2 separate regions of the Mus musculus genome follow, and region 1 is linked to region 2. The links are chromatin contacts, found by Hi-C or POLR2A ChIA-PET in ENCODE. All regions are on one chromosome and are shown on one strand. The core of a region is the stretch at or near the end of the contact, and the rest is flanking DNA. Distances in the headings are between cores, read along the strand shown.

Evidence for each region. Hi-C counts contacts between places; a loop is a spot of excess contacts on that map. ChIA-PET counts read pairs that join two places held with the same protein, here RNA polymerase II (POLR2A).
Region 1: POLR2A ChIA-PET joins it to region 2 with 11 read pairs in Patski. The contact joins the promoter of Usp38 here to the promoter of Gab1 in region 2. A Hi-C loop is called at or near these places in 1 of 37 maps with a recorded cell type or tissue (mouse trophoblast stem cell). POLR2A ChIA-PET finds 5 or more read pairs at or near these places in 4 of 5 experiments (Patski and embryonic stem cell).

The regions. Positions count from the first base shown.
Region 1 is chr8:81,013,532-81,016,966 of GRCm38, forward strand. It overlaps Usp38 (ubiquitin specific peptidase 38), which reads right to left and starts at 1,375. Exons shown (of 10, transcript NM_027554.2): 1 at 224-1,375. The coding sequence starts at 905.
Region 2 is chr8:80,878,250-80,881,802 of GRCm38, forward strand. Gab1 (growth factor receptor bound protein 2-associated protein 1) reads right to left here and starts at 2,230. Exons shown (of 10, transcript NM_021356.2): 1 at 1,283-2,230. The coding sequence starts at 1,354.

The sequences.
Region 1 (3,435 bases), core at 125-2,624, 130 kb after region 2:
GAACAAGGCAGTGAAGAGGAGTAACATTTTGCATAAGGGTATTTAGTTTTGCTCTCCATCAAGAACGTCTCTTACTGGAGGAGTTACTCTAATAAAATAGGCTACCTGGCCTCTTTCAGTACCCCCAAAGAGAATGCTTCCGGGGGGGAAAAAAGCGCACTGTGTTGATGAGACACACGTGTTGAATTTCCAAGACACACTTTTCTGAAATAATGACCCTTACCTGTGGAAGAGATGCTTGCAAAAACTTCTTGCAGAGAAGGTAGCAGCGTGGAGGGCTCAGCCTTCCAAATATTCTGTAGTAAGGTACTCACTTTCGTTACCTGGGAGACATACTCCCGTAGTTCCTTCTCCTGAGTGGACACGCACTGGAAATGACCTATCGTTCGAACCAGCTGTTGACAGAAGGTAACTGACAGTTTCCCTTTGGGGACGCACTGCACGAAATCGGTCAGGAGGTCGCTCAGCCGGGCACAGAGCACTGGCTCCGGCCTCTCGCAAACCATTCGCAGGACCTCCACCTGGAGCAGGCTGAAGAGATCCAGCACCGACGGGCAGCTCATAATCAGCTTCAGGCCGTTGTGAATGTAGTCCAGGATGGCGACGTCCTTCCTGTCCACTGAGTGGTAGCCCTGCTGAAGGAGGCCCAACACGAAAGTCTTGTTGAAGAAGGACTCGAACTCCGGCCGGTGGTACCGCGCGTAGGCCTCCAGCACCTGGTGGCCCACTTGTCGCTGGAAAGGGTCCTGGCCCTCCAGGATGAGGCGGGTCGTCAGGTCAAACATGGCCTCGCACTGCGCCTCGTCGAGCCAATGCTCCGCGAACTCCACCACCTTCCGCACAATCATCCGCTTGAGGGGCAGCGGGTGCGAGGAGCTCACCAGGCCTTCCAGAATCTTGTCCATCGTCGCCACTCTGCAAGGCCAGGCCCTGGGGATAAAGAGCTGGCAGCGGCAGCCCCGGGGGGCAGCAAAGCGCCCCGGCGGGGAGGAACTTGGAGCCAACCAGCAGCAGGACCGGCCACCGCCACCGCCGCCTCAGCAGCCACATTTATCGAGTGGGAAGGCCCATCCGAGCCGGGACGGGAGCGAGCGATTCTGGGACGCCGAAAGGCTGCGGGTCCCCGCGGTCCGCCTCAGGGGCCGGAGGTCCGCATAAGGCTGCCTCGCTGGGCCCGCGACCTCTCCCAGCCTCCGGGCGCAGGGACCCTCCAGGCTGAGCTGGAAGGTGAGGAGCGCCTTCGTGTCCCGGGTCAGTGCGGAGCCCCGGCTCCCGCGGGTGGGCAGTTAAAAGTCGCCCTGGGTTGAGTCAGGAGGCACTGTCAATGCGAGTACCTCGATCTGCCAAGGAGAGGAGCCGGAGGCGCGGAACACCCTGAACCCGGAAGCAGAAATACTGGCGAATAGGAAGTGAAGCTCCGAGGTACAGCGGATAGGTCCGCCCTCGCCCCGCCCACTTTTTTCCGGTCCTTTCCCGGCTACGTTCGACCCATTTCCTGCTGGCCCCGCCCCTCCCCCTTCTCCATGTAGCTCCTCCCCCGATAGGCCGCGCCCCCTTCCCTGGCGCGCAGGCGCAGAGGCACGGAGTGAGTCACGCGGCCACTCTCACGTCACTGGAGACTGTGTGGTACGTCACTGGCGGACTTCCGGAGGCGCTGCTCAGGGAGCCTACTCTGAGCTCTGAGGTTCTTGTCGCCGGACGTGGATTCCGTCAGTGGTGAGGGTTAGAAACTCAGAGACCACTCAGCGCGAGCGAACCGAGAGTCTATACTGAGCCGCCGGCGACTGCCGGGGGGAAACCCTTCTCTCAGAGCAGCCGGAAGAACGCACTGTGCAGGGAGCTGTAAAAGGCAGAGAACACGGAAACACTACTTCCTTGTTTGCCGTTGGCAGGGAAATAAAGTAAGCAAGCAGCTTACTAGAAGCCCAAAACGTGCAGTTGCCTGAGGCATTTCCCCGAGTTTCTAGGACAGAGTTGGGGTACAGGACTTTTCACTTTCATCAGGGAATGATGGTGTCAGTTTCCGGGTAAACCAAAGATGGCTCCACCTGAGACAAAATGGAGGAACTTTTACTATGTCATAGTCTGAGACATGTTGCTTATGAAGACAATTCGAGGAAGTGCTATTAATTGTTTAAAATCTTGTGTCTGAGAAAATTTTGGAAACGCGAGAAGAGCACTAGTTGAGGAATGGAGGAAAGTATAAGAAAACAAACAAACAAACAAACCAAGCTTTGGGGGAAATCTTTCTAAAGACCTTGTTAGGCCCAGACATACTCCAATGCCTTAAATGGCTGGGTTTTTCCTCTGAAACAATTGCTAATGTAGAGAGAGTACTGGTGGCTCATATATTTAGTGGTGATTCAAAACAAGGTTGTTGTAAGAATAGATTTTTTAGCGGGTGGTGGTGGTGCTCGCTTTTAATCCCAGCACTTGGGAGGCAGAGGCAAGTGGATTTCTGAGTTCGAGGCCAGCCTGGTCTACAGAGTGAGTTCCAGGACAGCCAGGGCTACACAGAGAAACCATGTCTGGAAAAAATAAAAAATAGTGAGCTTTTGTATTCAGTGTTCAGTGTATAAGCAAGATCCTTCTCAGCTAAATTTAGACCCAGGCATAGTGGCATACACCTTTAATCCATGGAGATAAGGCCAAGCAGATCTCTGAGTTCAAGGCCAGCCTGGGACAAGCAGGTTCTAGGTGAAGAGCTTAACTCCAGGCCTGGTGGTACATGCCTTTAGTTCCAGCATTACAAGAGACAGCCATGTAGGTCTCTGAGTTCATTTCAGGAAACCCAAACTTAGGCAGAGAGGGAGTTAGAAAACAGAAAGCTGATAATAGAACATGGTGGAGGTGGGAGGACACATTCCAGCTTCAGCAAGCAGCAGAACTTGGCAGCTTTGGCCATGTGGCTCTGGCTTTAAAGAAGGGATTACTGGGACAATTGATGCTGGTAGCTGGAGCTAAGAAATTAGTGGTGATTACGAAGAGACCAGCGTCACTGAAGTGAAATCTTCTGGGAAGTGTTTTCTGAGAGCACAAAGAAACTGTGTTCCAGAGATAGCCAAGGCTAGATCTCGAGCTGCAGCTCTACGTGGTAATGTGTAAGGGTCACCCAGGTGGTTTTGAAGGCGTGAAGTGATCAGAAAGAGCAGCTGAGGCTTAGCACTGTGCAAGGCCATGGATGGCCATTGGTGAAGGTGCCACCCCAGTTGTAGTTGATGGCCCAGAACTGAGTCATGCAAAGAAGTTGAACCATGAAGAGAACCTATGAGAGGCTATTGGTGAAGCCTAGCTGCAGCAGAAGACCCCAGTGTGTTGTAGATGCTAGTATCATAGGATGATTGCCAAGAACAGCAGTAGCAGTGAAATACATCAACCTGAGTTTAGAGTGCTACAGAGGGCAGAACTGGAGAAGTGATGGCAGCCCTTTGGAAG
Region 2 (3,553 bases), core at 980-3,479:
ATCTTTACCAAGAAATCCAAGCAAACTGTGACAGATGGAGAGACATCTTTGGGGAACCTCTGACAATTTGTCAAATCACATCTTTCAATGAAATTACTTGGCTGTATTAAATTATACCAGAAGGTGAGCCCGAAACTCGCTGGTGAGCTCCGTGAAAATAAATATTGCCTGGTTTCACACAAGCAAGCGAGTAGTCCGATGATTCTTGGTGTAGACGCCCCTCCACCAGAAACAGGTTTCATCAAAACAGGTAGTAAACTCTAATTAAGTGGGTACACGTTTTGCTTTTGGGAAACACATTTCACCCTAAAAATACTTGTTTCAAATGCCGGTACAAAGTGTCATTTCTTTACTGACAGGGTACATCGCAAAATTAGCCAATCTGAAGGAAGACTTAGGACCCTAGATTCCCGATGAGGATATAGTTCCACTCAAGTATTATAGGCTCCTTCAAGATACAGTTTTCCTAACCGTGAACACAGTCATCTCACAATCAGCATCTTGAATCAATTACGCAAATACCAGTTAAGCCGTTCTGGTGCCCGGGAAAAGAAACGCCAGCATCAAGAAATCCCTGTTGGCTTCAGCTGTCCCCTCCTGCGGGGCTTGACAGCGCTTCTAAGGCGCCCAAACACCAGCCACCAGGCTCCCCCCAGCGCCCTCCTGCCGAATCAAACCGCCAGGGTTCTCAGGCCAAAATCCAGTGTCCTCAAAGCAAAACCATGAAAATGCTAAGCAGACGGCAGGGTTCATAAGAACTTTTTTCCCCTTTCCCTTGAGCGAATATTTTGAGAAGTTTGCCTATATTATCCACTTCTTGCGTCCACAGTTCACTTCCCTCCACCTCCTGGAGGCGCAAAGGAGAGCGGGCGCGGACCCAATCGAGAACCCATGAGTACTTACTACCTCCGCGGTTTCTCGGGGAGGGGAGATTTAACAGCTCCATGAGAATCTGATACAGATAATAAAAGAAGGCTCTTTCTCCCTGTTTCACTCCACCCTTGCTAAATGGAAATAACAACAACCAAAGTATGCAGCCAGTTTTGAGCTGGAAAACTGGGCTTCTCTAACAGGCAACGAGGCCTACAAGGGAGGCAGTCTGCAATATGGAGGGAGAAAGTTTGGCCGCCGAGTGGACGTCAGGGTGGGAGTGGACCGCACCCGGTCCGGAGCCCGCCGGCCGAGAGACGGATCGAGGAAAAGGAGGGCGGGATTCGTGGAAGAGCCAACCGGGCGCGCAGGCTGCTGCAGCGGGGCAGACGGTGACCTGACCTGTACTTACATAACGCTTCAACTTCTTCTCCGGGGGCGACTTGCGGAGCCATCCCGAGCAAACCACTTCGCCGCCGCTCATGGTGCACGCCGTGAGGACTCGAGGACCAGACACCAAAGGGGTCGGTGGACACAGTGGACGCGCTCCGTGCACGGCGGGCACGGCAGTCAAACGCAGCCCAGAGGACGTCTCAGATTCCCCCGACGGGGCGGCCCGGCTCCCCGCGCCCTGTGTCGGCGATCGAACCTCTCCCGCAGATTCGCGGACTGAAGAGGAACTCGATCGGGAACCGCGGGGACCAGGGCTCGCCGACCTTCTTTCAGTGCGCCCTCCTGGCCGCCAGGCGCGCCGTCCCGCCGCCTAGGCAGCGGTCGGGCTCCGCTGGGACTCTGTCCGGACAGGGAGCCCAGAACTGGAAGCCCTGCGCTCCGCCCCTTGGAAACGGGACCTCCCGCGGGTGCTCCCCGCTGCGGACCCCACGCTGCACGCGCACACACAATGCCCGCGCGCGGTGTCCGCTCCGCTCCGCTCCGCCCGTTGGCGCATTCACACTGAGAGGGGCTCGATCTTCTCTTTCCCTCTGCTCGGAAAAGGGCGCCTGGGAAGGCGTGCGGCGTCCGGGTGGCAGCCGGCACAGGGGCAGGTCCTGATCAGCCTAGGGAGTTCGCGGACCAGCAGCGAGGGTCAGGGCGTCGCCGGGCGTCGGGGAGGTCGCGGGTCCGCGGTGGGAGGGTGGGTCTGCGCTCCAGCCTCGGATGAGGGCGGGGATCAGCACAGGGACGAGGCGCAGGGCGGCTCTGCTTCGGGGAGGGACCCCTCTGTCCTGTCCCCTGCGCTCCTCCCCCACCCCGGGGGCGCGCGGCGGGTTCGGGGAGGCGCGGCCTGGGCCCCGGCCCTCCTCCTCCTAGCCTTTCTGCCTCCCCTTCCCACGATCGGTCGCCTCTAGCTTCAGCCCAGACTTTCTCTGAAACTCCTCCGGAGCGCTTCCAGCCAAAACAACAAGGGCTGGGGAGGCGGGGCCGGCGCTGGGAGGGAGCGAGATGGCAGAGGCACCCTGGGATCTGTAGTCAGCAGGCGCGCTGGGGTCCTCGCCGCCCCGCCGCCCCGGGCCCGCGCGCTATGGAAGGCGGCGGTCTCCGGGAACGCAGCGCCACCCCAGTGTGAGAGCGGGAGTGCCGGGCACTCTCGCCAGCTCCGACTGAGTTTGCCATCTTGACAACCCCCAGGGTCAGGAGTTTGTACTCGGCTGTGCCTTCGCGATCCAGAGTTTTCGGAAGGATTTCCCTACTTGACAGTCTGAAAAAATAACCCAGCCAGGAGGAGAACTCACTCAAGCGGGTCCTGGCTGCTCGAGAGACTGAAGGACTGCGTCTCCCGGACCAGGAGCGCGCTAGGACCCTCACTGTGCACCCAGAGACCAAGGGGGTGGGGGACCTCCTGGGTGCCTAGGGCCTGACCCAGGAGCTGTTCTACCGAGTGATGCTACCGCTTAGCCTCCACAAAGCGTTCAGCTGCGTGTATCTCTAAGACAGGATAAAGTCTCACACTGCTTCCACTCATGGGCTGTTTCTTCCAGTTGGCGTTGTGTTTGTTTAAAACCTGCGCTAGGATGTTGGACAGGAAAAGAAATCATTCTGGGTACCCTAATTCTATTTGCCTTTTTGTGTGTTTTACAGTTATTATATCTGGGCTGAGTTTGACACAGTCTTGTAACAGACTCTTCTTTACGGGTGTGTTTGAAACAAAGCCTTGGAACAAATTTTAGAAGGCAATATAATCAGACAAAAATTTTAAAGAGTTGGGCATGGTGATGCATGTCTTTAATTCCAGCGCTTGGGAGGCCGAGGCAGGCAGATTTCTGTGAGTTTAAGGCCAGTTTTGTCCACAAAGTGAGTTCTAAGGCGACCAGGACTACATAAAGAGGCCCTGTCTCAAAAAGGGAGTTTGTGTGAAAATACAAATAGATAAACAAGCATTTCTGAGAAGCATGAGTTTGGGGCTCTCCTAATAAATGTGTGTTCTGAGTCTGAAACCTTGGGGGTCGTAAAGAGGAAAAGGTGCTGGGAGCCCTGCCTGGCAGAACCCCTGTAATCCCAGGCCTGCCAAGGTAGGTAGGGGAGGGGGAGGGAAAGAAAGACTAGAGAGAGACATGGAGGCAGGAGTGAAGAAATTAAAGAAAGAAAAGAAAAGTAGATGCTAAGTTAATAATAAGACAAAAGCCCTTGCATATAAGAAGAGACAGTGCCCTTTGTTTTTGCCATAAAGTGCTTTTGAAATGGA